2 separate regions of the Homo sapiens genome follow, and region 1 is linked to region 2. Evidence: chromatin loops called from intact Hi-C (ENCODE). Cell type or tissue: mammary epithelial cell. All regions are shown on one strand. Each heading gives the region's core, and the rest is flanking DNA. Links, peaks and the distances in the headings are about the cores only.

What was found. A loop is a pair of places that touch in the nucleus more often than their neighbours do. Peaks named below come from ENCODE experiments on the same cell type or tissue, not always from the same donor. Only the 100,000 strongest peaks of a DNase experiment are listed, where the experiment ranks them.
Region 1: a loop joins it to region 2, with 3 times the contacts of the local background. A loop is called at or near these places in 3 of 110 quality-filtered maps.

What each region holds. Positions count from the first base shown.
Region 1 is chr1:16,972,032-16,985,973 of GRCh38, forward strand. MFAP2 (microfibril associated protein 2) reads right to left here and starts at 8,589. Exons shown (of 9, transcript NM_002403.4): 1 at 8,556-8,589; 2 at 6,206-6,283; 3 at 5,078-5,167; 4 at 4,866-4,892; 5 at 4,677-4,763; 6 at 4,470-4,514; 7 at 3,612-3,699; 8 at 3,238-3,311; 9 at 2,471-2,992. The coding sequence starts at 6,242. The coding sequence ends at 2,889. LOC105376806 (a long non-coding RNA gene) reads left to right here and starts at 3,830. Exons shown (of 2, transcript XR_947003.3): 1 at 3,830-4,531; 2 at 5,638-5,764. It overlaps CROCC (ciliary rootlet coiled-coil, rootletin), which reads left to right. Exons shown (of 37, transcript NM_014675.5): 37 at 329-933. The coding sequence ends at 415. ATP13A2 (ATPase cation transporting 13A2) reads right to left here. Exons shown (of 29, transcript NM_022089.4): 29 at 13,927-13,942. RefSeq lists enhancers at 7-984, 2,419-3,226, 6,351-6,856, 6,857-7,364, 7,365-7,870. In mammary epithelial cell, for the core only: no CTCF peak of the experiment used is centred there; DNase peaks (open chromatin) are centred at 9,620 and 12,870; H3K27ac peaks cover 1,002 bases.
Region 2 is chr1:17,037,528-17,052,935 of GRCh38, forward strand. It overlaps SDHB (succinate dehydrogenase complex iron sulfur subunit B), which reads right to left. Exons shown (of 8, transcript NM_003000.3): 2 at 7,234-7,361. Among named protein-coding and RNA genes, the nearest start is that of SDHB, 8.8 kb to the right of the region's middle. In mammary epithelial cell, for the core only: a CTCF peak has its summit at 8,752 (motif pointing left); no DNase peak of the experiment used is centred there.

The sequences.
Region 1 (13,942 bases), core at 5,439-13,438, 64 kb before region 2:
CAGCCTTGTCGGCCGGGCAAGGCTTCTCTGCTAGGCCGGGCTGGGTCACATGTCCACCCCTTGGGTCTGGGCTGAAGCCACGCCCACCCAAGTGATGATGGGGATAAAGAATGGGGGTGGAGTTGCCCTCAAAGGTGCCCAACAGTCAGAAGACGCCTGACTCTGCTATAAGGAACAAAATGAGAAAGGCAGGACAGCCCCTGGCTCTCAGTGAGACCAGACCTTTCCTGAAACTGTGGCACTGTGTCCCTCCGGGTTCCCTGCTGCCTCCCTTTCTCTGAAGCCAGGCTGAGGACCTGGCTGGCCTTACCTTCCCTTTCTTCCCCAGGTGTCCACACTGAAGGGCCAGCTGCAGCAGGAGCTTCGAAGGAGCTCAGCACCCTTCTCCCCACCCTCCGGCCCCCCAGAGAAATGAGCTCCTGCTGGCATCTGGAGAACACCCCTGTGCCTGGGACAGGGGAGGACCCTTCTTTTGGACAGCCCCCCCACCCAGAGCCCGGTCCCTTGGGGGCCTCAAGCTGGGGTGGGATGAGGAGGCGCTCTGCTGGCAGTGCTGAGGACGGGTACTCCAGCTCCAGGCCTGGAGAGGCTTCCCAGCAACACCTGCAGTCCAGCCCCCCTCTTCTAGGATGAGCCACTGTAGATCATTAAAGTTCCTCCTTGAGAGGCTGAGCCGTAGCCAGGATTGGGGAGAGCCCTTGTCTCTGGTCAGCCCTGGAGCATGGGATCGTGGGAAAGAGGAGGGGGACCAGGCCCAGGGCAGGGGTCAGAGGCCCAGGCCCTGACTTCGGCTTCCCAGAGATCTCTCCGCCTTAGTTAAGAGCATGTGTCGGGAAATTCCTCAGAGTGCTCAGAGTCCCTGTATTTTTATACCTTTTTACAATGTTAACTGTTCAGAACTGTTTTTTGTAACAAAACCTTGTTTTTAAAAAAGTTTGTACAGCTGTGTCCCTTTTCTAGACAATTGGAGGAGACGTCGGGGGGAGACAGGTAGGGTCTGGGGCAAGAGGGATGGGGCCCTCTAGGGAGGGGTGCTTGGGGAGGCGGCAGGGAGAGCAGAGAGGCCGGTATTGGGAAGGGAACTTACCAGCCTCACAGAATGTCAGATGGGGAGGCCTCTGGGGTACTCGGTCACCCGGCCCATGGAACAGATGGGGCTGTTGAGGCCTGGGACTGGGCCCAGCCTGTGCACCTCGACTCCTTCCAGCCTATGCTTTCTTGCCCCTTTCTCTGGCCCCTCCTTAGATCCAAGCCCACCCTCGGGACAGTGACAGGCCTTCCAGGCAGCATGGCAAACAAGTGCAGGTTTGGATGTGAACGTGGGGTCTTGCCCTGGCACCGCTGAGTGATCCTGAGCAAAGCTGCTTAACCTCTTAGAGCCTCAGTTTGCTCATCTGTAAAATGGGAACCTAACCGCATAGGGTGGCTCTGGGGAAGTTCACATAGGAGGTGCTCAATCAGTGTCCGAAGGAGAAATTAACACTCATCCTCACCTGCTGGAGTCCAGCTGACCGATTCAGCCACAGCACTGCCACTGATAGCTGTGGACCCGTGGGTGGGACCCTTGGGTGGGTTACTTAACGTCTCTGGGCTCAGTTTTCCTGTCTCTAAGAAGGGGATATGAATTGCATCCACCACATATGCCTGTTCGGACGGCTAAACAGGAGTGTGTGAGCCTTCACACACAGAGCCCAGGCCCCACATGCTGGTTGGAGGGAGGTGTTACAATGGCTTGCTTGTTTTTGCCCTTTTTTTTTTGAGACACAGTCTTGCTCTGTCGCCCAGGCTGGAGTGCAGTGGCGCGATCTCGGCTCACTGCAACCTCCGCCTCCCAGATTGAAGCAATTCTTGTGCCTCGGCCTCCTGAGTAGCTGGAATTACAGGCACACGCCACCACGCCTGGCTAATTTTTTTTTGTATTTTTACTAGAGACGGGATTTCGCCATGGCCAGGCTGGTCTCGAACTCCTGGCCTCAAGTGATCCGCCCGCCTCAGCCTCCCTAAGTGCTGGAATTATAGGTGTGAGTCCCTGTGCCCCGCTTTTTTTGCCCTCTTAATGGCACCCATCTCCCCAACTTCCCAAACAAAGGCCTTGGATGTCAGTCCGCCTGCCTTGACCCTGTGCCCCCCCCACCCCATGGGCGGCCTCCCATTTTTGCTGTGTTCCTCTGGTGATGGGAACTCAATGTGCTCACCAAGCAGCCCCGGTCATCAGAAAGCTGTGTCCCTGAAGCCTTCCATCTCCCGTGCAATTCCCACAACACGCATGCGCGCGTACACTGTCATGACGCAGCGTTCTGGGCAGGGCAGAGCTGGAGCCGGCGGGTAAGGCGGTGGGGCTGGGACTGCGGAAGCACAGGGCACCTGAGCAGATCGTTCACTCCAAGGGGTCAGGAGCCTCTCAGGACAGTCCGCGTTGGGGGCACTTGGCTGGCCCCTCTGTGCTCTCCACCGAAAAAGTGACTTGATCTTTTGTAAAAACTTGTTTTTAATTTTGTATAAAATAAAGGTGGTCCATGCCCACGGGGGCTGTAGGAAATCCAAGCAGACCAGCTGGGGTGGGGGGATGTAGCCTACCTCGGGGGACTGTCTGTCCTCAAAACGGGCTGAGAAGGCCCGTCAGGGGCCCAGGTCCCACAGAGAGGCCTGGGATACTCCCCCAACCCGAGGGGCAGACTGGGCAGTGGGGAGCCCCCATTGTGCCCCAGAGGTGGCCACAGGCTGAAGGAGGGGCCTGAGGCACCGCAGCCTGCAACCCCCAGGGCTGCAGTCCACTAACTTTTTACAGAATAAAAGGAACATGGGGATGGGGAAAAAAGCACCAGGTCAGGCAGGGCCCGAGGGCCCCAGATCCCAGGAGGGCCAGGACTCAGGATGCCAGCACCACCCTAGCAGCTCCCACAGCTCCTGGCACAGGAGGCCGCCACGGATTGGCACAGGCCGCTGCTGGCCATCACGCCACATTTGGAGAACTTGTCCCGACAGAGGTCAGCTATTGGGGGCAGGAAGGAGGCAGGGTCAGGGTGGAGCTGGGTGATGGGAACCGCTGCCCCTCCCCCAACTCTGGTGATGGGAGTGTTTTGAGGATGAAAAGTAGCAAGGAGGGGAGCTCAGGGTGTCCTGGAAGTGGGCCTGGTGGATAATATGTGTTGAATAAACATCAGGTGGGTGGCTAGGTGGCCAGATAATGATGCGGGTGTGGGGACAGGGGAGGTCTTGGGGAGGTGGCCTTCCTACCTCGGAGGAGCTCCTCATGGGCACACACTGTACGAACACAGATCTCCTTGTTAATGACGTACACACGGCGGAGGCTGCGGGGACAGGGCACGGGAGGTCTCAGCCCCACTTCCACCCAATCCCACTGGGATAGCCCAGACAGAACCTGGCACGGGAGCCCGGACAGAACCTGGCACGGGAGCCCGGACAGAACCTGGCACTGGAGCCCAGGAGTGGAGGAGGTCCCTGGCCCAGGCTCAACCACAGAACTGAGCTCAACTTAAGGACTCACTATCTTTCCTCCAACTCCCACCTTGGCGGGCCAGAGCTGTCCCCTGTGCCCTCTAGCCCCCCATGCTCCGGAATCCTCCCGACAGCTGCCCATCTGTGCTCACCTGTAGAAGCAGACCTCGTTGAGACACTGTTTGCAAGGCCTGTGTATGGAGTAGAGGCGGGTGCACGGGTACTGTTCCTCACGGCAGTCTGGTGACAGGTGGGGTCAGACTAGGAGCCCAGAGTGGGGGGCGGCCCCCAGCCTCACCCACCTGAGGCTGGCTCACAGGGCCTAGTCCCCCCTGTACCTTCAGGCCCCGTGCAGACACCCATACCTACACATGCCCACATAGACCCACGCAGCATTGTCAGACTTCCCAGGGCTGTAATATTCACGTATCAATTCACAACCGCACTTACTATAGAAGCCTAAGTTCAAACAGAAATTTGCACCCACCCATGCATCGCCACAAAAGCCCATACCAACTCCCGAGCAGACGTGCCCACGCTCACAGAAGCCCACATAGGAGCGCTCACACCAACCCACACGAGAGTGAGCACACGGATTCTCCTGCACACACACACCTTGTTCTTTCAAGCTCTCAGCTAGGGCAGCCGGAGGGCACCGCTCAGCCAGCCTGCACTCCCTGGCCCTTCCTCGCCTCCACATGTGCACCACTCAGTCTCTCTGGCTGGCAGGAAGCCCCCAGCACACTCCCTGCCCCTCCCAGTATCTGTGAGGTCAGGGGCCTTCCTAGGCTGCCAATTTAGCCTCCAGCCAGGCACACTGGGGACAGGTGGGACCTCCTGGAGCTGCCTGGGGGGCCTGGTGATGCCAGCCTACGGCAGTCATACTGCCCACACTGCCAAGAGCCCACATGGGCAAGGGCCAAAGACCTCCAGCCCACCAGCACCACCCCCTACTCCACCCCAACTTCAGGGCGTGCCTCCATTTTTCCAGCTGTCAAGAAAGCCCTTACCAAGAGGCCCAGGCTCTGTGGGCTCCAGCTCTGCATTTCCTGGTTCTGGTGTGGAGACAGAGGTAGGCAGACATCACTGGGAGGGGTCTCCTCAGGGCAAGGGGAGTCACCTCTCCCAGCCCTGGCAGACCCCCACTCCCAGGGTTGACAGGGTGGGGAGGGGTGAGGCAGGAGCTGAGACGGGTGGGAGCAGGGTCTGGGGCCTACCTGGGGTTGGGGCTGGGATGACTTCCTGTTGGACTTGCTGCTGGGACTGGAACTGGAACTGTTCCTCGGAGGGCCGAGGAGTCACCTCTGCAGCCAGGGGAGGATAAGGGGGTCTGCTCCCTCTACCCCTCCCAGGGGGTCTCCCCACCCCAGCTGCCGGCCCGTCCTATCCTACCCCTAGCCCGTTACCTTGATAATCATAGTAGTCTGGGTTGTCTGCAAACAAAGATGAAAGTGGAATTGGTGGGAGTAAGGCTAATCCCCCAGCCCCTGGGGCAAACAAGTTCCCTCCTGAGCCAGGGACCAACCCCCAGAGTTCCCATCAGCGTGTCCAGTGCGGTCCCTGGCTGAGCCAGGCACATCTGAGCAGCCAGGCCTCGGTGACCCGGCAAGGCCCTTACCGATCTGGTCGCTATAGTGGGTGTACTGGACGTGGTCAGGGAACGGCGGCAGCGGGTCCAGGTCATACTGGCCCTGAGCCAGCAAGCCTGCTGTGGGGAGGCAAAGCATGTAGGGTACCCCATCGGGAGGGGCAACGGGGGCCCGAGGCGCTTCTGGAGAGTGGAGGCGGGGGTCACAAGGTCAGGCCCATAAGAGCCTAGGACCCCACAAGCAGATTCCTAGAGGATCCAGACTCTTCTTCGATGGTAAAGACCCTTCCCCACCCTGGTCATGGGTCACCTCCCTGACCTTACCCTGCCCCTTCCTGTTGCTGGCCTCCTGGCTGCTCCTAGGACTCCACATGCTCCTGCCTCCCTCAGAGCCTTTGCACCTGACACTCCCTGGGCCTGTGAGGCCTGCTCAGCTCCTTCAGGTCTTCCCTGGAATTTCAGCTGTGCCAAGATGCCGCCCCACCTCCAGCCCACCAGCCCTCCTGCTGATTTCTGTCCAGCACTCAGCACATGCTGGAGTTTCTCATGTCTGCTTGTTTCCTATTTGTCTCCCTTCCCTGGACTGGCAGCATGATGAGGAGCAACGATGTGTCTGCCTGGTTCATCGCTGAATCCCCAGGGCCTAGCCCAGCACTTGGCACGTGGTAGGGACTCAACACATCGCTGCTGAATGAATGAATGTTGGCCCTGCTAGGACTTTTGTGGTCCTCATTGATTCTCTTCATTTGGCCAGTAGGGACCCCCACAAGGTCAGGACTGTATAGAGCAGAAGGGCCCTGAATGGATCTAGAACTCAAGCATCCGGACTCCCTGCCTTGGGTGCCCCTGCACCTGCACATCGGCTCCCAGAGAGGCCTTGTGCCTTGTGCCCACGGAGTCCTTGTGCCTGGGACGTGCCCTCCAGAACCCTGCCTGCCTGCTGCTGTGGAAGGCTGGGGGAAGGGCCAGGAGCTGCCTCCAGATGCTGCCAGGGTTGGCTGGTCCAGTCTGTGGTCCAAGCAGGCAGAAGGCCCTGGGAGCTGGGGAGCTGAGTTCTGGTCATAAGTCGTGACAAAGGCTCACTATGAATTCCCCCTACTAACCCTACTCCTCAGCCCCACATAAGAGGAGCTACCCCCTGCCCCAGGAGCCACTTACCAGGCAGGAATAGCAGGAAGAGGTAGGCAGCTCTCATGGCAACAAAGAGGCAGGCCGGGGTGGTGTCAGAGAGGACAGCTGGGGAAAGACCGGTGGGAGAGCTCTACCCAGGGCCACACCCAGGACAGCAGAGCTCACCTTTGATCCCCTGATTTCGCCCTGGAGAAGGTGGCACCCAGAATAGAAGCCAGGCATGGGAGGGCTGGAGTGGAGGGACATCCCAGTCCCTGCTGGCCCACCCAGGTGTTCAGGTCACAAGGGACAAGGCCTCCAACCCAGCTCCAGGGCTGATCCTGACAAGCAAACCCCGTGTAGTGGGTGTACTTGATGTGGTCAGGGAAGGGCGGACCCTGCCCTGCTCACTAAGGGGACATTCCTAATGTGCTCCCAGCCCAGGCCATTCTGTCCTCACCCACACCCGTGCTCAGCCCTCTGGCCCAGTGGCTCCCTGGGTGTCCAAGGCACTGACTGCGTGAATCACTGAACCCAGGCCCATCCTTGGGACCCCAGCCCTGGCCAGCCGGCATCACCGCCTGGACTCAGCAGCTTCTGCCAAGCCACCACCTGCTCCCAATTAGCCCCTGGGCCCTAAGCATCCTGCTCAGCAGGAAACCACATACACATGGGCCTGCCCGGCCCCCAGAGCGGCCAGGCCGGGCAGGGCTCCCAGCTCCCAGAAGACTCCTCTCCTGCCAGGCCTCCAGGCCTCGCAAGACCTGGCTGTGTGCATCACAGGCTCACGAGACCCGGGCTATTTGCAGCAGCAGGAAGCACGAGAGTGAAGCCTGAGGGGGCTCCTCTGGATCCCAGAAAGGCAGCACTGAAGGGGCCGTGACATCACCCAGGCTGGGGGTTCTGCACCCCCTGACACTGTAGGCAAGTGTGTGTGTCATTTGGAGGGAGAGGGCATGGGGTCCGTGGCTTTCATCAGGCTCCTGACATTCAAGAGCCCAGCCTCCAGTCCTGGCTACACGGTGGGACTTGGGGGAGCCTCCGGTTCCCCACATCCAGCCCCAGCTCAGTGGAGGGCCACCTCAGGTCCGTCAGCCTTCTGTAGGGAGGGCTGCGAGGGCGGGGTCCATCCAGGAGGGCCCCTCCCGGCTGCAACCCAGGAAGTCCTTTCAGAGAGCTAGCTGGAAACCCCAACTTTGGTCTATTTTCCCCACTGGGAGTCCAGGGAGAGGGGAGGGAAAGGGGAGAAAGCAGGAGGTCTTTCCCTCCTTCCTCTCAATCCTGAGGCCTCCTGACCCCCTGGCTCCTCTCATGCATTAGGCACCTCACTAAGGTGGAGTGGGAGCCGGGAGACGAAGCTCAGGACCAAGCTGCCCCAGAGGCGAGGGATAGCTGGCTCCCCACACCCCATTCTGAAAACCCTTGACCTCCTCATGGGAGGGGGATGAAAAGACCCAGAGAGCCTTCCTTGCCCTTCTCCCCATCCGTCAGGTCGGTCGGAGCCCCCGCTGCTCAGCAGAAGGCGCTGAATTGGGGCAAGAGGGGTTGCAAGGTGTTGGGGGATGCCTGTCGGTACCCTGCGGGGAGTCTTCCTCCCCTAGGACTGGCCCCCGAACCCAGGCTTATTGGGGGAAGGAGGCCCACGGGCTAGCGGGGAGGCAGGAAAGAGAGAAGTCAGTGTGGAGTTCATGAACTCCTCCCACGGGACCACATCTCCGAGCTCTTCTAGACGAAGGGGTTTTGGGGCGTGCGGGAGGCCAGGACCTGCCTGGGAGGCTGCCCCACCCCCACCTCTGGCCTCTTCCACAGCTGCGGCCTCCCCCACCCCCGACTCCCCTGCGTCCTGGGAGGTGGGGGACAGGGGGCCCCGACGCTCGCTCAGACATCAGACGGAGGGAGGGCTCTGCCGGCTCCAGAGCCGGGCTCAGGGGGAGGGGTCCCGGCGGGAGAAACCCAGATGTTGCAGCGCCGCACAGCTGGGAACAATCAGCCGCGGAAACTTGCTCCGCGCGCCCTCGCGCTCCCGTCTCTGATCTCTCTTTGTCTCTCTGCGTCTCTGTCTCGGCCATTCCCACCGGACCCCCCCCCCCCACCCCACCCGCCACATTCCAACCTCCCCGGGAGAACAAAAGATGTCCCATCCCCCGACGACCTCACCTCTGGCTCCCCCCAAACTCGGGCTCCCCGCCCTTCCCAATTCGCGTTCTCTCTGCAGAGCAACCCCAAACTTTCCAGGTGCCCCCTTGGCCTCCGCTCTGAAGGCGCGGGGTTCAGGAACCTCCGCGGCTGCCCCAGGATCGAGGACCCAGAGAGCCTGGCACCCTCGCCCCCGCGCCGGGGGACCCGCCGACGCCCCTGACCGCCCCCCGGGGCCCCCAAGCGCCAGGCCCGCGCCTACCTGTCCGGGTCACTCCGCCGCCCGCTCCGAGTCCGCCCGCCGGAGCCGCCCCTTGGCCCGCTCCGAGTCCCCCTCCGGGCCCCCGACGGGGCTGGCGCCCGCCCTCCAGCCCCGGAGCCGCTGGGTCCTAACGCGAGCTGCCCGCATGGGCCGCCACGCCGTGCCCTCGGGGTTCCATCTCCTGGGGGGGGGGGTGTCCCCGGGGTAGAGGCGCCCGGGGCCGTCCTCACGTCTGTGCAAAGCTTCCTCCTCCTCACAGCTGCTCCTCACTCGACGTCGACGGGGTGAGGGGGGTGAGGTGGGCAAGGGTAGGTGTGTTGCCCATTTCACAGAGGAGGAAATCAAGCCTCCCAAAGTGACTCACCCTAGGCCCCTCAGCCAGAAAGTAAGCCTCGATCTCCCTCTGCCTTCTCCCAGCTTCCAGGACACTCTCCTGCCTTGGTTTTCCTTCTGCCTCTCCAGCCAAGCCTGCTGCCTCTCTCAGGCCCGCACCCTCCTCTCCTACACTGCTGAGCTCTGGGCCATGGCTGGCTTCCACAACCAGCGGTTCTTTCTTTCCTTTTCTAGAGACAGGGTCTTGCTGTGTTGCCCAGGCTCGTCTGGAACTTCCGGCCTCGAAATTTTGGCCTCAAGCATTCCTCCTGTCTCATCCTCCTGGGCTGTTGGGATTACAGGCATGAGTCCCTGCCCCCGGCCATAACCAGCACCTCTTTCAGCCCTGACCCAGCCTATGTGTCCCACAAATGTCCTCAAGATGCATCAGCTTCAACAAGCATCCAAGTCCAAATTCACGACCTCCTAACTCTCCCCCAGACCTGGCCCTCCAGGATTCCCAGTCCCCCCTTGGCCCCGCAGCCTTCCATTACCCAGGCTTCCTCCCCTGCCCTTAGCCCTGCATCTAATCCAGCACCCACCCGTGAATGCTACCTGAAAAATTTCTTTTGTGACTCCGTTCACTGCTCCCACCCTGGCCTAAGCCACTGTGAGACCAAGTTGCAATCCCAAGAAACCGCATTTGCTCTTTCTGCTTGTCAGAAGCTGACAAAGCCCTGACTCAGTGACTGGGGGCAGCCCAACGGAAGGATGCCTTGAAGATGGCAGGCAGGGCAGAACACAGGCTCCCACGCCTCTTGCCTGAATCACTGCATTGTTAGAAAATATAAGTTAAATGATCCTGGCTGTGCCTTTTCCTGTACATAAGATAGCACCTGACAGGATTGACGATTATGCCTCTATAATCTATATAACTAGGTGCATCCTCGAACCCAAACCTTGGCGAGATTTGCACTAGTGTAGCTTCTGAAGACATTTGATGTAAATTTTTCTTCTTCTTTTTTTAATGAGACCGGGTCTCGCTCTGTCATCCAGGCTGGAGTGCAGTGGCACCATCACAGCTCACCTCTTGGGCTCAAGTGATCCTTCCACCTCAGCCTCCCAAGTAGCTGGGACTACAGGCAAGAGCCGCCATGCCTGGCTAATTTTTTTTTTTTTTTTTTTTTTTTGTATTTTTTGTAGAGAAGGGGTTTTGCCGTGTTTGCCCAGTCTGGTCTCAAACTCCTGAGCTCAAGCAATCCACCCGCCTCAGCCTCCAAAAGTGCTGGGATTACGGACGTGAGCCACCGTGCCTGACCATAGCTTCTGAGCACACACAGAACCGCCTGCCTCTGTATCTAAACTGTGGGCTGAAATGCTGCTTTGGCGCAGTCTAACAGAAACTCTCTGAAACCCTCTCCCAGGGTGCAGTCCTCAGTAAGACTCAATAAAACTAACTTTAATTTTTTCAATGGCTGATTTTTTTTTTTTTTTTGAAATGGAGTTTAACTCTGTTGCCCAGGCTGGAGTGCAGTGGTGTGACCTCGGCTCCCTGTAACCTCCACCTCCCGGGTTCAAGAGGTTCTCCCAACCCAGCCTCTCGGGTAGCTGGGATTACAGGCACATGCCAGCATGCCAGGCTAATTTTTGCTTTTTTTTTTTGAGTAGAGACAGGGTTTCACCATGTTGGCCAGGCTCCTGACCTTAGCTGATCCGCCTGCCTTGGGTTCCCAAAGTGCTGGGATTATAGGCATGAGCCACTGTGCCTGGCCAAAAGGTGGATTTTTTCTTTTTCTTTTTTTTTGAGACAGGGTCTTGCTATCTCCCAGGCTGGAGTGCAGTGGTGCATCCTCAACTCACTGCAACCTCTGCCTCCTGGGTTCAAGCGATTCTCATGCCTCAGCCTCCAGAGTAGTGGGGACTACAGGCACCCACCACCATGCCTGGCTATTTTTTTTTTTTTTTTTATTTCTCGTAGAGACGAGGCTTCTCCATGTTGTCCAGGCTCGTCTCGTACTCCTGACCTCAGCTGATCCACCCACCTTGGCCTCCCAAAGTGCTGGAATTACAGGCGTGAGCCACTGCACCTGGTCAAAAGGCTGATTTCTTATTTAGTTGACACCACCATCATTTGCCTGGGCTCTGCGATAGCCTCCACTCTGGGCTCTCCCACGTGGGTCCTGCCTCCCTCACCCCCGCAGATCGTGCCCCTTCTACTGATCGCCTTTCACTCAGGTTAGAGGCTCAACTTCCCTGTGGCTTCCAGGGCCCCGGCCCTTTATGGCAGCCTGGCTCTGCCTCCTCTTCCTCCTCCAGCCACTGGCCTTTGGGGGTTTTCTCCCAAACCCCTCTCCCTCCCACACTGAGGCGTTTCTTCCTCCCGAGCACTGGCTGAGGTCTCCTCCATGGGGTCACAGATCAAACCCTCCCTTCCTCAGAGGGGCCTTCCCTTTTTCCTTTTTTTGTGCTTTCTAGCTTTACTGCTTGCAGTTGTCTTGTTGGCCTATGTCTGTGACCATCTGAGCCCTGTCCCTCTTCCCGATGAGACTGTCATCTTGCCCCGTGAAGGCCAGGACCAAGGCTGTTTTTGCTCATCTTCAGTTTTGCTCATTAAGTTCAGAGCCCGGCTCAGAGCAGCAGTTCAGCAAACATTGGTGGAATGAATGAGTGAACTGTACACTAAACTCTTCCCGGAGAAGCTGGCTGGGGGTGCAGATCCTCTGCGTGAGGGGCAGCCTTCAGCCCTGCCCAGGAGCCTAGGCCTGAGGCGGGAGTGAGAGTTGTAGGGGCTGCGGGCTGGGAGGAGATGAGGATGGCCCCTGATTTAGACCCTTGCCATCTGATCTCTTCATCGCCAGTCATTCCCCCACCTCCCTTAGACTCTGAGTCTTAGGGAGGGAGTAAATATGCCCTGTGCCTCCTTCATTCCCATGCCCCGCCCCCCAGTGTCTATTGCAGGGCAGCAGAGACTTTTGTCACCTGGAGAGAGGTGGGCCCTCAGGCCAGGCCAGCCCAGCCCTCTCTGCCTGCCCTTAGACCCCACTGCTGCCAGGAGCAATCCCACTGGCAAAAGAGAGGAACTCACCCAGCAGAAATGCTGTCCCCTACCCTTGAAAAAAGGAGGGAGGTTGGGTGCAGTGGCTCACACCTGTAATCTCAGCAGTTTAGGAGACCAAGGCGGGTGGACCGCTTGAGCCCAGGGGTTTGAGACCAGCCTGGACAGCATGGCAAAACCCCATCTCTACAAAAAATACAAAAATTAGCTGGGTGTGGTGGTGCTGGCCTATAGTCCCAGCTACTCAGGAGGTTGAGGTAGGAGGATCACCTGAGCCTGGGGAGGTAGAGGCTGCAGTGAGCCACGATTGCACCACTGCACTCCAGCCTGGGCAACAGAGCAAGACCCTGTCTGAAAAAAAAAAAAGAAAAGAAAAGAAAAACTGGGAAACTGAGGGGCTAAAGCTGACAATTCGTGTCCTGGCTCCCATGTCCTCTCTGCTGCTTCTACCCATTCCCCTGGCTGTTTCTTTGGGCAGGGGAGGGGATGGGGCTGTGGTTGCTGTGCTCCCACTACGTCTTTGGAGATGTGCTCCTTCCCTGCCAGGCTTTCACGCTGGATGGTGAACTGCTCGCAGGGTTAGACCATGTTTTTGTCCCGTTTTATTCAGTTTGTTGAGTTAGTCCTGGTGCCTGGCACACACCTGTCCAACAGATTCATGAATAATCAGCTAAGGGTAGAGGAGGGATTTGAACCCAGGCCTCTCTGTGGCTTCCTCTTAAACAGCATCTACCACCCTGAACCGTCGCTGGCTGGCAACACAGTGCCAGGAGCAGAGGTCCACTGTGATGTGCCTCCTGGCAGGACTTTCATCTTCACACCCACATCCCTTCTCCCCAGCATGATTCAACGTTTTCTCAGCCCCTACTCTGGCAGGCCTGGGGATAGCACCAGGGGTTCCAGGAATGAGGTTGGCCAGGGCTTTTGGAAGGCAGGAAACAGCCGGTCTTTCCTGTTCTCCCCTGCCCAGATGAGCCAGACGGCCAAGCTGCCTCTCTAGAGCAGAGGGGCTTGGCCAGGGGCCCGCTGGTGAGATGAGCTCAGAGGCACCCACCCTTCCCTGAGGGATGATGCGCGTGGTTCTGGCTGGGAGATGTGGGCTCCGAGCCTGGATTTCATCTGAGGAAGGAACTGCCCACAAACATGTCCCAGGATGCTGGGGTGGGACGGGGAGGGGGTAAGGTGGGAGAGAGGGAGCTGCCCCCTAGCAAATGCCTCCCAGGCAAGCCTACATCTCCTTGTCCTCCAAAGGAGGGTAGGAGGGTTAGGAACATCGAAGCTGGAGTCAAAGCTATCCGGCCCCACTCTGACTACTTGTGTAACCTCTAAGCCTTGGTTTCTTCATCTGTAAAATGGGAATAGTACCACAGTTGTTGGAAGGATGACATGACAATGTGTGTAAAATGCTAAATGGGGCCAAGCGCAGTGGCTCACGCCTGTAATCCCAGCACTTTGGGAGGCCAAGGTGGGCGGATCACCTGAGGTCAGGAGTTCGAGACCAGCCTGGCCAACATGACGAAACCCTGTCTCTACTAAAAATACAAAATTTAGCTGGGCGTGGTGGCACATGCCTGTAATCCCAGCTACTCGGGAGGCTGAGGCAGGAGAATCGCTTGAACCTGGGAAGCGGAGGTTGCAGTGAGCAGAGATCACCCCACTGTACTCCAGCCTGGGTGACAGAGCAAGACTCCATCTCAAGAAAAAAAAAAAAAAAAAAAAAAGCTAAACGGAATATCCAGGCACATGCTGGACACAGAGGAAACATTATTACTGTGAGATGAGGGAACACAGGCCCAGAGAGGGGAGTTGGCCAATGGAGTCTGAAAAACCAGGGGGTTCCAGGGGGTTGTCAGGCTGAAAAACCAGCCTGAAAAACCAGCCCCCCAGGGGGTTCCAGGGGCAGACACGTGCAGGGGCTGCCAGCTGGGCACCCGGGGGTATGTGCATTTCCTCCTGGGCAGGTGGGAGGGTCTATGGTGCCAGGTACAAGACAGGCACAGCAGAGCCAGGAAAATATCAT
Region 2 (15,408 bases), core at 4,116-12,115:
CTCACTGCAACCTCTGCCACCTAGGTTCAAGCAATTCTTGTGCCTTAGCCTTCCAAGAAGCTGGGATTACAGGTGTGTGCTACCATGCCTGGCTAATTTTTGTATTTTTAGTAGAGACAGGGTTTTGCCATGTTGTCCAGGGTGGTCTTGAACTCCTGGACTCAAGTCATCTGCCTGCTTTGGCCTCTCAGAATGTTGGGATTACAGGCGTGAGCCATCGCACCCAGCCTGGCTAATTTTTTGTTTGCTTTTTTGTAGAGATGGGGGTCTCATTTTGTTGCCCAGGCTGGTCTCCAACTCCCAGGCTCAAGCAATTCTCCTGCTTCAGGCCAGGCACAGTGGCTCACACCTGCAATCCCAGCACTTTGGGAGGCCGAGGTGGGCAGATCACCTGAGGTCAGGAGTTCGAGACCAGCCTGACCAACACGCAGAAACCCCATCTCCACCAAAAATACAAAAGAATTAGCTGGGCGTAGTGGCAGGCGCCTGTAATCCCAGCTACTTGGGAAGCTGAGACAGGAGAATTGCTTGAATCCGGGAGGCGGAGGTTGCGGTGAGCCAAGATTGTGCCATTGCACTCCAGCCTGGGCAACAAGAGCGAAAACTCTGTCTCAAAAAAAAAAAATTCTCCTGCTTCAGCCTTCCAAAATGCTGGGATTATAAGCACAAGCCACTGAGCCTGCCCAAGGTTTTGTGTAAAAGATTATGTTATCTATGAGAGACAGTTTTACTTCTTCTTTTCCAATTTCCTTTTCTTTCTTTTTCTCACCCAATTTCCCTGGCTAAGCCTCCAGTAAAATTTTGAATGGCTGATGTTAGCATAAATAGAATTATCTGTAGCCATTGAAATACACACACACACAAATAGTATTTTGCATATTGACCTTACATCCTGCAGCCTTGCTAAATTTACTTATTCTTTTAGTTTTGTAGACTCCCTGAAATTTTCTATGTAAACAATCATGTTACCTGTGACTACAGTTAGTTTAATTTCTTCCTTTCCAAGCTTACATATGCCTTCTACTTCTTTTACTTGCCTTTCATGGACTGGCTAGAACCTTCAGTACAATGTTGAACTCAAATACAGAGTGGACAACCTTCCTTATTCCTGATCTTATGGGGAAAGTGTTCAATATCTCACAATAAAGTATGCTATTAGCTGTGATTTTCACAGTCTTCATCTGGCTGATGAAGTTCCCTTCTTTTCCTATTAGCAGTTATTATTTAAGTAAAATTAGGACTATTCCTTTTAATTCAAATTCCTTATAGTTTTATTTATTTATTCTGTTAAAATATACACACTGTGAAAATTATTTAACCCATTATCATTTTTAAAAATCATGAATGAGTGTTGAATCTTGCCAAATGCTTTTCTGCATATATTAAAGCAATCAAATGGGTTTTCCCCCTTTATTCTGTTAATATGGTGAATCACATTGATTTTCAAATGTATTTCTTTATTTTTTCTTGCGCTTTTTCTTGCACTTAAAACAGCATATGGTTGGGTTTTGCTTTTTTTAAAAAAATCTATTCTGACACTGTTGGCTTTTTAACTGGGAGTATTTAATAGTTTTTACATTCAATACAGTTATTGACGTGGCCGGATTTAGGTCTATCATTTTACTATTTGTTCCATCATTTTGCTGCTGTTCTCTTCTTCTTTTCTTATTCTAAGTAATATTTTTAGACTAAGTAAATATTTTTAGAAATCAATTTTAATTTATATATTGGCTTTTTAGCTATATCTCTTTGCATTTAAAAAAATAATTACTCTTGGCTGGGCATGGTGGCTCACACCTGTAATCCTAGCACTTTGGAAGGCTGATGCAGGAGGACTGCTTGAGCCCAGGAGACCAGTGTGGGCAACATAGTGAGACCCTGTCTCTACAAAAAAAAAAAAAAAAAAAAAATTGGCCAGGCATAGTGGTACATGCCTGTAGTCCCAGGGACATGGGAGGCTGAGGTGGGAGGATTGCTTGAGCCTAGGAGGTCTCAGGGAGGGAGGATTGCTTGGTTGAGCCTGGGAGGGTTTAGTGAGCCATGATTGTGCTACTGCCTTCCAGCCTGGATGACAGAGTGAGGCCCTGTCTCAGAAGAAGAAAAAAAGTTACTCTAGAATTATACTTTACATAATTTACATCTTTAACTCTTTATACCTGTTTAGAGTTACTATTGTGCAACTTTATGTAATGCAAGAATCCTGCTACATTATTATAGGTCTATTTACCTGCTGTTCCCAGCCCCTACGCTATAGTTATCATATGCCTTACATCTATGTGAGTTATATATTACAGAATATAATATAATAACTTTGCTTTAAACAGTCATATTAATTTTAACAAAATTAAGAGGAAAAATCCTTTTATATCTACTATGTCCAGCGCTCTTCATTCCTTTTCTAAGAGCCAAGTTTCCACCTGGTATTATTTTTCCTCAGCCTGACTAACTTCCTATAGCATTTCATGTAGTACTGGTCTTCTGGCCATGAATTCTTTTCTTTTCTGTTTACCTGAAAATGTTTTTATTTCATAATCATCTTGAAGAATCTTTTTTTCTGAACGTGGAATTCCAGGCTGACAATTTTTCTTTTAGTACTTTAAAGATGGTATTTCACTGTCTCTTGGCCTCTAGTTTCTGATGAGAAGTCAGCAATTTTTCACCTGGTTTCCTTGTATGTAACATGTTGTTTTTCTCCAGCTGCTTTCAAGATTTTCTCCTATTTTTGGTCGTCAGCAACTTGACTTCATGGAACAGGGCATAGTTTTATTTTTATTTACCTAGTTGGGGTTCACTAAGCTTCTTGGATATGTGAATTATGTCTTTCATGGGCTCAGGAAATTCTTGGCCATGAGTTCTTCAAATAGATATTTATTTTGCCTTTTCTTTCTCTCCATTTTTTCTGGAAGTCCAATTACATGTGTGTTACATCCATCCATCCACTCACCCATGCATGGTCTTACTCTGCTGCCCAGGTTGGAGTACAGTGGCACAATTATAGCTCATAGCAGCCTCAAGTTCCTAAGCTCAAGCTGTCTTCCTGCTTCAGCATCCCAAGTAGCTAGGACTACAGGTATGTGCCACCACGCCTGGCTAATTTTTCAAAGAAAAAATTTTTTTAGTAGAGACAAGGTCTCACAGGTTGCCCAAGCTGGTCTTGGACTCTTGGCCTCAAGTGATCCTTTTGCCTCAGCTTCCCAAAGTGCTGGGATTACAGACATGAGCCACCATGCCTGCCCTAGACCTTTTGATGCTGTTCCATAGATCACAGGAGCGCTTTCCCTTTTCAAAAATCTTTCTTTTTCTTAAGAACAGATAATTTCGGCCGGGCATGGTGGCTCACGTCTGGAATCCCAGCACTTTGGGAGGCCGAGGCGGGTGAATCACTTGAGGTCAGGAGTTTAAGACCAGCCTGCCAACATGGCGAAACCTTGTCTTTACTAAAAATACAACAAATTAGCTGGGCGTGGTGGTGCACGTCTGTAATCCCAGCTACTCAGGAGGCTGAGGTGGGAGAATCGCTTGAGCCTGGAAGGCAGAGGTTGCAGTGAGCCAAGATTGCGCCACTGCACTCCAGCCTGGATGACAGAGCAAGACTCCGTCTCAAGAAACAAACAAACAAACAACAACAAAAAACTATATAATTTCTATTAATATTTTTAAGTTTGCTGATTCTTCTTATTGCCATTTCCAATCTGCTGTTAAGGCCATCCGGTAAATTTTCCTTTTCAAATATTATATTTTTCAGTACTAGATTTTCCATTTGGCTTTTCAATAGTTTCTACTTCTCCACTGAAATTTCCTATTTCATTATGAGCATAATTTCCTTTATCTATGAGGAAATTTAAAAATTCTTTAAATTCCACTGGGCGCGGTGGCTCATGCCTGTAATCACAGCACTTTGGGAGGCTGAGGTGGGTGGATCACCTGAGGCCAGGAGATCAAGACCAGCCTGGCCAACATGGCGAAACCCCAACTCTACTACAAAAATTAGACGGTGTGTGACGCGCGCCTGTAGTCCCAGCTACTCAGGAGGCTGAGGCAAGGGAATCGCTTGAACCCGGGAGGCGGAGGTTGCAGTGAGCCAAGATCGCACCACTGTACTCCAGTCCAGGTGACAGAGTGAAACTCAGACTCAAAATAAAAAAATAAAAAAGAAAAAAAAGAAAAATTAATATGCTGTAGAGAATCTGGATTGCATTATGTTTTTCTGAAAAGTGTGGATTTTAAAATTTTACACAGGCAATTAATATGGCTGCACGCAAGATGTGGGCAGAGTTCATGAACAGCATTTAGTGCTCCTCCTCTGTGTTTCTCTTCTTTCTAGGCTTTCCCCCTCATTTCCTAGTGGTTGTGGAAGGCCCAAAATGTGTCTTCTCGTTATTCAAGCTAAGATTTTTTTTTCTTTTTTTTTTGAGACAGAGTCTCACTCTGTTGCCCAGGCTGGAGTGCAGTGGTGTGATCTTGGCTCACTGCAACCTCCGCCTCCCATGTTCAAGTGATTCTCCCCCATTAGCCTCCCAAGTGGCTGGGATTACAGGCATGTGCCACCATGCCTGGCTAATTTTTATATTTTTAGTAGAGATGGGGTTTCACCATGTCGGCCTGCTTTGGCCTCCCAAAGTGCTGGGATTACAGGCATGAGCCAATGCACCCAGTCGGATTGTGGTTTTCCATCCAACTGTTAGTCCCGTTACTTCCCATACCAACTTGGACTTGTCCTCAGCAAAATCATGTAAGAGTAAAATGGTAATTTGTCCAATGCCATTTCATTCTTCCAAGTATCAACTCCCCTCCAATGTCTGCCCACTCGTGGTCCTTCTCTACTGTTCAGGCAGTTGTTTCTTATATTTTTTTCCGGAGTTGATCATTGTTATTTGTAGGAGGGTTAGTCTGATGAGAGCTACTGTGACAAAACTGGAAGTAAACCCAAAGATTCTTTAAATTTTTTATCACTAAAAAATCGTTATGGGCTGGGTGCTGTGGCTCATGCCTGTAATCCTAGGACTTTGGGAAGCTAAAATGGGTGGATTGCTTGAGCCCAGGAGTTTGAGACCAGGCTGGGCAACATAGTGAAACTCAATTTCTACAAAAAATACAAAACTTAGCTGGGTGTGGTGGCATGTGCCTATAGTCCCAGTTACTCAGGAGGATGAGGCAGGTGGATTGCTTGAGCCTGGGAGGTTGAGGCTACAGTGAACCGTGAGCATGCCATTGCACTGTAACCTGGGTGACAGCGAGACCCTGACTCAAAAAAAAAGGAATTTAACTCTTCCAGTTTTAGCCACATTCTCTGACATTCTCTAAGTTTTGATTTGCAACGTCTTTATTTTCTAAGTATCTGGCAATATTTTTTACGTGTTCCTGATCAAATAGTTAGAAGTGTACTTTTTTTTAGTTTCTAAGCAGTAGGGTTTTTTGTTTTATGAGTTTTTTTTTTTTTTTTTTTTTTTTTGAGACAGAGTCTTGCTCTGTCACCCAGGCTGGAGTGCAGTGGCACGATCTCGGCTCACTGCAACCTCCGCCTCCCAGGTTCAAGTGATTCTCATGCCTCAGCCTCCCAAATAGCTGGGATCACAGGCACCTGCCACAACGCCCAGCTTATTTTTATATTTTAGTAGAGATGGGGTTTCACCATGTTGGCCAGGCTAGTCTTGAATGCCTGACCCCGAGTGATCCACCTGCCTCGGCTTCCCAAAGTGCTGGGATTATAGTCATGAGCCACCGCGCCCGGCCTGTTTATATTTTTAATATGAGTTTAGTTTTATTGTATTTCGGTCCAAAACTGTGGTCTGTGCAATTTCTATTCCTTTGAATTTTGCTAGGGACTTTTGGTTGCTGAGTATTTGAAAATTTTGTCTATTTAAGAAGGTTATATATCAATTAATGCTACCTCATTAACAGCACTTACTTGTCACCACAGAAAGTCAAAGTAAGCATTTAGAGTATTCGTGGTATTCAAACTTTTTTTTGGTGCCACAGAAGCTTTTGTTTGAAACAAATAAAACACTTATTCACTTACACATAAAACAGATCAGAGAACAGTTCTGGTTATATGGGGGCGTGGAGTGGAGCAGCAGGAGGCTAGAGACTAACTTGCTAGATTCTTTCTTTTCTTTGGCTAACTGTGGAGTTCCTTAAAAGTGAAAGATGTTGGAAAAAGAGTGGTTTTGAGAGATGTGATGTGAAGAAGAACTCAACCTGCTGCTGCTGCTTTTGACGATGGAAGAAGAGGCCAAGAGCCAAGGAGTGCGGCAGCCTCTGGAAGCTTGGAACAGCCCTCAGCTTACAGTCAGCAGAATGACAGAGACCTCGGGCTCACAACCACAAGGAACTGCATTCCACCAATAGCGCAAATGAGCAAAAAATATTTTCCTCTAGGCTCCAGAAAGGAATGCAGCCTGCTGACACCTTGATTTTAGTCTGATGAGACTATACCAGTCTTTTGACCTACAGAACTATAAGATAATACATTTAGGTTGTTTTAAGTCACTAAGTTTGTGGTAATTTGCTCTGACAGAAATAGAAAACTAACACGCCAGTCCAATTTTTAACATTTTAACCACATCCCTACCTTGTCCATTCAAGGCAAGTTTCTGGCGGTTCTGTTATTATTATAGAAAACACAGGTCCAGATGTATAAGATATAATCAATACATTCAGCATTAAAAAAATGGTAATATATTAAATGACTTTAAATACTGTGCATAAAGTTAATTATACCAGTATTTCTAGAAATTTGTCATACTTTCATTTGGGAATTATTTTGGTATTATTCTTCTGAATCAGGTAACAACCTCATTTTTTTTTTTTTTTTGGAGACAGAGTCTCACTCTGTTGCCCAGGCTGGAGTGCAATGGCATGATCTCAGCTCACTGCAACCTCTGCCTCCTGGGTTCAAGCAATTTTTGTGCCCCAGCCTCCTGAGTGGCTGGGATTACAGGCATGAGCCACTATACCCAGCTAATTTCTGTATTTTTAGTAGAGAGGGGAGTTTCACCATGTTGGCCACATTGGTCTTGAACTCCCAACCTCAGATGATCTGCCCGCCTGAGCCTCCCAAAGTGCTGGGATTATAGGCGTGAGCCACCGTGCCCGGCCCAAGCTCATTCTTGTTTTAAAAACAGAGCCATCGGATGATCTCAGATTTTTAAGCCTTCCAAGGATGTGAAAAGCATGTCCCTAAATCAAATCAAGAACTCTCCTTCAATAGCTGGCTTTCACAGAGATACTCACTTATTAAGGTCAACTTCATAAGTCTGCATATGAGGTTTGTCTCCAGCCTTGTCTGGGTCCCATCGATAGATGGCAAATTTCTTGATACGGGGAGCTGTGGCTGCAGCTGTCTGGGCTCCTCGGGAGGCCTGAAATTTTTTAAAGTTCACAAAAAGGAAAAAAAAATTAGAAATACAAGATAATTCCATTTTGCTGGCACAACAGATGTAACGCTGGATATAAACTCACACATTACTGACACATAATCTTCTTAGAAAAGGCAGGCATTCAATATCCAACAAGTATTAAGCACCTATCATATGCTAATATATCAGACATGGTATTAGGGGCTAGTGACACAGCACTTAATACACAAAAACCTTCATCTTCACAGAACTTACTTTGTAGTGAACAAGAGTTAAATTAAACATTCACGATGAATATAAAGAGCGATACTGTTGGGAAAGTACAGGGAGCTCTGGATGAATACAGCAGAGACTTCAATGAGTGAAGAGTCAGAGAAGGCTTCCTCACATGTCATCTAAGTGGAGGCTTGACAAACCAGAATTAAGGGGAAGGAGTGTGGGGTGTGGTCTGAGGGTGGTGGCTCATGCCTGCAGTCTCAGCACTTTGGGAGGCAGAAGTGAGAGAATTGCTTGAGCCCATGAGTTTGAGAGCAGTCTGGGAAACATGGCAAAACCCCATCTCTACAAAAAATAAAAAAATTAGCTGGGTGTCGTAGTGTGCGTCTCAGGAGGCAGAAGTGGGAGGACTGCTTGGGCCCGAGAGGTTGAGGCTGCAGTGAGCCAAGATCATGCCACTGCACTCTAGCCTGGGCAACAGAGTGAGACTCTTTTTCAAAAATACAAAATAAAAAAGAAAAAAAGAAAGAAAAGACTATACTCCAGGACTGCTAATTTTTAAAATAAACTGATATAGAAAAGTAAAAACTCGGAAGGTTAATTGACTAATTACAAAAAGATGCAGTGGTGTTTATTACTGAGGCAGGAGAACAGGGTTTAGAGACAGGGAGTCTTCACTACAGCCTCTGATTCGTCTCGGGCCAAGTCTTCATTTGCATAGGGTGTAACTAATAGGAAACCCGTACAGGGTACTTTAATCCCAGAAGACTGTGCAGCTGGGGCTCTTGAACCACTTGCTCAATCCCACTCCTACTCTATGGAGTGTACTTTCATTTCAATAAATCTATGCTTTCGTCTTCTGTTGCTTTGCTTGTGTGTTTTGTCCAATTTTTTGTTCAACATGCTAAAAACCTTGACGACTTGTGGTCAAGACCGTCTACCAGTAACATTATTTCTTGGTAAAGTGTCCCGTATTAACTGAAGCTGAAAATACAAACATCAGCTAACAGTAGAAAAGAAGAAAATATATGAAGAAAATGAAAGTTAAGATGAAAGCTATGTTTTACCTTATCACCAAGCTGGCTAAAATCATCAACAAAAGGAAAGCCATTTCTACAAATGTTTTTCACCGGGAACCCCATTTTGTAAACTGACATGAACATCTAATGCCACCTTGTGGTATTTGGGAGGAAGTGAGAGGAAAGATTCCTGAAGGTATCAACTCCAGTGGACTTTGCTTGCTTAATGTCCCATTTTTTTTTTGGTCTTTTTTCTGTGAGATTTAATAAGGTATAATTCATTATAATAAAATTCACTAATTTTAAGGGTATAATGAGTTTTGACAAAGCAATGTAATCCTACCACAATTACAACAGAGTATTTCCATCCAAAAAGGTCTTTTGTGCCCTTGATGGCAAACATAAGTCCCCTTTTCCTACCCTTAGCAACTGATCAGCTATCATCACGAGTCTGCCTTTTACAGAATTCATATAAATGGCATCATACGGTACGTAGTCTCATGTCTAGCTTCTTTCACTCAACATAATGCTTCTGAGATTCATATGTTACTGCATATAACCATAGTTAAATGCTTTTTTAAAAAATTAAACTATTTATTTATTTATTTATCTTTGAGACTGAGTTTTGCTCTTGTTGCCCAGGCTGGAGTGCAATGGTGCAATCTTGGCTCACCACAACCTCCGCCTCCCCGGTTCAAGCAATTCTCCTGCCTCAGTCTCCCGAGTAGCTGGGATTACAGGCATGTGCTACCAGGCCCGGCTAATTTTGTATTTTTAGTAGAGATGTGGTTTGTCTATGTTGGTCAGGGTAGTCTCAAACTCCCAACCTCAGGTGATCTGCCTGCCTTGGCCTCCCAAACTGCTAGGATTACAGGCGTGAGCCACCGTGCCTGGCCAACCTTTTTATTTTTTAATAATTATAGATTCATATGCATTTATAGAAAATAATACTGAGGCCAGGTGCAGTGGCTCACACCTGTATCCCAGTACTTTGGGAGGCCAAGACAGACGAATCACTTGAGGTCAGGAGTTCAAGACCAGCCTGGCCAACATGGTGAAACTCCGTCTCTACTAAAGATACAAAAATTAGCCCGGTGTGGTGGCACATGTCTGTAATCCCAGCTACTCGGGAGGCAGAGGCAGGAGAATCGCTTGACCCTGGGAGACGGAGATTGCAGTGAGCCAAGATTGCGCCACTGCACTCCAGCCTGGGTGACAGAGTGAGACGCTGTTTCAAAGAAACAAAACAAAACAAAAAGAAGAAAATAATACTGAGACTCCACATACTCTTCTCACCTGTAATCCCAGCACTTTGGGAGGCTGAGGTTGGGAAATCACCTGAGATCAGGGATTCAAGACCAGCCCAGCCAACATGGTGAAACCCCGTCCCTACTAAAAATACAAAAAAACGAATTAGCAGGGTGTGGTGGCGTGTGCCTGTAATCCCAGCTACTAGGGAGGCTGAGGCAGGAGAATGGCTTGAACTTGGGAGGTAAAGGTTGCAGTGAGCTAAGACTGTGCCACTGTATACCACCCTGGGTGACAAAGTGAAACTCAAGCTAAAAAAAAAAAAAAAAGAGAGAGAGTTTTGCTCTGTCACTGATTGTGCAGTGGCATGATCACAGCTCACTGCAGCCTCAACCTTCTGGACTCAAGCGATCCTCCCATCTCAGCTTCCCCAGTAGCTAGGACTACAGGCATGCGCCACCATGCCCAGTTAGTTTTTTTACATTTATTTTTGTAGAGATAGGGGTCTCACTGTGTTGCCTAGGCTGGTCTTGAACTCCTGGCCCCAAGTGATCCTCTGCCTGGCCCTCCCGAAGAGTTGGGATATAGGCATGAGCCACCATGCCAGGGCCCACATACTCTTTACCCAGTCTCCCCAACAGGAACATCTTGCAAACTGTAGCACACCAGCACAACCAGAATACTGACAGTGCTAGTCAAGATAGGGGACATTCCCATAAGCACAGGATCACTAACATTGCCCTTTTATAGCCCTGTCCACTTCCTCCCACCCTACCTCCCCTGTACTCCGTAAGCCCTAGCAATCACTAATCTGTTCTCTACTTCTCAAATTCGGTCATTTCAAGAATGTTATATCAATATAATCATCTGGTATGTAGCCTTTTGGAATTGGCTTTTTTTATTCAGCCGAATTCTCCGGAGATTCATCCAAGTTGCTGTGTACAGCAATAGCTTTTTTCTTGTTATAGCTGAGTAGCACTCCAAGGTATCATGTACCACAATTTGCTTAACCATGTAACTACTGAGGGACATTGGGGGTGTTCTAATTTTTGGTGACATGAATAAAGCTGAGATGAACATTTGTGGACAAATTTCTGTGTGAACGTTACATCTTCATTTCTCAGGATAAACACCCAGGTGTGTAATTGTTGGGCTGTATGGTAGCTACAAGTTTAGTTTTTTTTAAGCAACTGACAAAACTATTTTCCAGAGTGGGTGGCTGCTGTGCCTGAGGCAGATAGTAGGGTAAGTGGGACAATATGCCTTTTAAAAAATGGGGCTACTTCAAGTTTTTACTTCTAATTTGGACACTTTTATTTTTCATTTATTTTTTAAAATATTTATTTATTTATTTATTTTGAGATGGGGTCTCACTCTTGTCCCCCAGGCTGGAGTACAATGGCGCGATCTCGGCTCACTGCAACCTCCACCTCCCGACTTCAAGTGATTCTTCTGCCTCAGCCTCCTGAGTAGCTGGGACTACAGGTGCCTGCCACCACGCCGAGCTAATTTTTATATTTTTAGTAGAGACGGGGTTTCACCATGTTGGCCAGGCTGGTCTTGAACTCCTGACCTCAGGTGATCCGCCTGCCTTGGCCTCCCAAAGTGCTGGGATTATAGGTACAGGCCACCTTGCCCGGCCTTTATTTTTTATTTTTATAGACACATGGTCTAGCTTTATTGCCCAGGCTGGAGATCATGGCTCACTGCAGCCTTTAACTCCTGGGCTCAGGCGATCATCCTGACTCAGCCTCCCAAGTAGCTGGGACTATAGGTGCACACCATCATGTCCAGCTAATTTTTGTAGAGACAGGGTCTTGCCATGTTGGCTAAGCTGGTATGGAATTTCTGGGCTTAAGCAATCCTCCCATCTCAGCCTCCCAAAGTGTTGGGATTACAGGTGTGAGCCATTGTGTCTGGCCCTAACTTGGACTTTTTTTTTTCTTTTTTGGAGAGTCTCATTCTGTTGCTCAGGCTGGAGTGCAGTGGCGCGATCTTGGATCGCTGCAACCTCCACCCCTCAGGCTCATGCAATTCTCCTGTCTCAGCCACCCGGGTAGCTGGGATTACAGGCATGTGCCATAAAGTCCAGCTAATTTTTGTATTTTTAGTACAGACAAGGTTTTGCCATTTGGCCAGGCTGGGCTCAAACTCCTGGCCTCAAGTGATCCACCTGCCTCAGCGTTCCAAAGTGTTGGGATTACAGGTGTGAGCAACCGCGCCTGGCCCCTAACCGGGCTTTAAACAGAATCTGGGACTGGAGCATAATCCCCTAGTTCTTTTTTTTTTTTTTTTTTTTTTTTTTTTTTGTGAGACAGTCTCACTCTGTCACCCAGGCTGGAGTGGAGTGGCGAGATCTCTCTGCCTCCTGGGTTCAAGCAATTCTCCTGCCTCAGCCTCCCAAGTAGCTGGGATTACAGGCGCGTGTCACACGCCCGGCTAACTTTTTTGTATTTTTAGTAGGGATGGGGTTTCACCGTTTTAGCCAGGATGGTCTTGAACTCCTGATGTCGTGATCCACCTGCCTCAGCCTCCCAAAGTGCTGGATTACATACAGGTGTGAGCCACTGTGCCAGGCATAACCCCCTAGTTCTAAAGCCTGATTTAGTATTGTCAGTGGGCAACAGGCATTAGGCTCTATCAAGCTGGGTATCAGAACCACAAGGCCTGTGGGATGACTGTGGTTACCTGCAATGAGGTTTTCCCTTCAACATTTCTTTATAACATTTAAATATCTGTTTCATATCCACTCTACACGGATAATTGATCACGTATTATCTTTCCAAAAGAGACTAAGTTTGTATTAGAGCTAATTTAAATTTTTAAAAAGTCTTATCATATGAATGATGTGAAATAAGAGCAATGCCAGGATGTACTACACTGAATATCTAAGTCGACATATCCCAACATCAGTTTTGGAGTGCCCCAAAATGTCATCATTTTTTTTTTTTCAGTACAACTAATTTAAATTTGTTTTGTGTCAAAAATGTATTTTATAGGCCAGGCGTGGTGGCTCATGCCTGTAATCCCAGTACTTTGGGAGGCCGAGGCAGGTGGATTACCTGAGGTCAGGAGTTCGAGATCAGCCTGGCCAACACGGTGAAACCCCGTCTCTACTAAAAATACAAAAAAATTAGACAGGCACGATGGCGGGCACCTGTAATCTCAGCTACTTGGGAGGCCGAGGCAGGAGAATTGCTTGAAATCCGGGAGGCGGAGGGTACGGTGAGCCAAGATTCCGCCACTGCACTCCATCCTGGGCAACAACGTGAGCGTGACTCTGTCTCAAAAAAAAAAAAAAATGTATTTCATACAATATTTGGTGGGGCAAAGGGGGTTTACCAGAATGAAAGAAGATTCTGAAATCAAAATCACCAGAGTGGTCATGGTTCTGAAAGTGATAGAGCTTTGCTCATCTTGAGGTCTGTACAAAGAGTTAATTCTCAGGATTATGTTATCTGTGTTCCACCAAAAAATTCGTTGAATACATATATCTAAAAATTTGCCAGATTTCATTCATCGAACCTTTATAATCTGTCACACACGGTGCCAAATAATCTCTAATCTTTATAACATCTCTATGAAAAATGTTTTGTTGTTCCCAGTTAAAAGACGAGGATAGGATCATATAGCAACACAGGTCACTTGATTCAAAAATCCAACCTTTTAGCCATTATAACCAGTGGTGAAAACGCAAACATAAAACGCAACAGTGCAAAAAGATAATTCCATTTCACAATGAGATCCAAGGAACAAAAGAAGTTGTTGCTCTAATCATACAATGAGACTATATGATTTTTTTCCCCTTGTTACCTGCCCAGCAATTTATACTACAAATCCAAAAGGAAAGAGGGCCCCTTGAAAGCATTTTTACGTTAATCTAAAGACTAATGAGTATTCAAGGCAGAAAGTACATTCCTAGGAAATCTTGGATAGTATGAATTTCATAGTTTATAATTTAAGCAAGGTAAGCAACAACTGAACTGAGAAGGGTGAATTCTGAATGGTGCTGAAGGCTGGTTGTTGTTCCTCCAGTAAAGTGTCCTTAGGGTGCAGGCTTGGAGTTGGATGGAGTGGATAAAGATTTGGAGGCCAGAGAAGAAGGTGGGGAAATAGAGAGGAAGAAAGCAAAAAGGACTGTATGAAGATAAGCCTGAGTAAAATACAAGGTGCAGGCTTGCTGAAAAGTGTGATTGGTGATGCTTGAAATCCAAGCTCTATCACTTACAAGCTGTGTATTCTTCTGCAAATTATTAGCTTTTCGGATTCTATTTCTTCCTTTGTAAAGGGTGGGTAGTATTAATATCTGCCTCATAAGATAACCCGGGGGAGGGGGGGTCAAGTTTCTAGCATAGCCCAGAAAAAAATTTTTGCTCTACAAGATTGGCAACCTTATCAGTCTTTGTATTATTCTGATTTGTAAATAGGTATCCTAGCCCTGCCAGCCTAAGGAACAAGATGCACATTTTTTAAATTTTTTTTTTTTTTTTGAGACTGAGTTTCGCTCTTGTCGCCCAGGATGGAGTGCAATGGTGCGATTTCAGCTCACTGCACCCTCCACCTCCCAGGTTCAAGCAATTCTCCTGCCTCAGCCTCCTGTGTAGCTAGGATTATAGGCGCCCACCACCACGCCCAGCTAATTTTTTTTTTATTTTTTTAGTAGAGACGGGGTTTCACCATGTTGGCCGGGCTGGTCTTGAACTCCTGACCTCAGGTGATCCACCCACCTTGGCCTCCCAAAGTGCTGGAATTACAGGCATGAGCCACTGCACCTGGCAAGATACACACTTTTAAGTAGGTAGTTCTTGTCCTAAAGGAGTTCATAGTCCAGATGAAGAAATAAGGCAACACAAACAATAGTTAATATACTACAGTCAAATACTTACAGGCAGAATTGTGGTTCAGTGGTCAGACTATAAGCATAAAAAGAATTCAGAACCTGAACCTGAATGTTACCCACAGGTAACACACCAAGCTCATTACTGAATTCTTTTGAGGTGGCTTTTGTGGGTATACATGTACATTCCCACAAGGAAGGGGAGGCCTTGGGGCTCTTCTATTTTCTGTTGCCCTCAGGAGGCCCTGCAAAGACCTTGCCTGGAATTACAAAAATGACCTATGAAATTAGCCTTTTCTACAATGCATTCTTAGAAGAGGGGCTTGGAACTCTCTCGTTAGTGGGGCTCTCACAATTTAATTGTTTGCTCAGCAACTATAAAAGGAACAGGTAAACAAGCTCATTATCAATCATCAATTTAATACTGAGAGGATGTCAGCTTGAGGCTCTGGTAGGCTGTCTTCTTCCTCTATCTCCCCTTTTCAGAAAGGCTGATGCAGACAGAGTGGATCCAAGTTCACACACAGCATGCTGGATAGAACCAGGATTGGAACATGGGCAATATGTACTGTGTTATGCAGCCATAGCAGGCACTTAAGATGAAAGATGTCCTCATTTAAGTGCAAGAGAGGAAGAGGAACTAAAATTTCTTGGACACCAACCATGTCCCAAGATCTATGCTAAGGAGTTTTTCTGGTACCATGTTAAAAAACTGCCTCAGGTCTGCTTC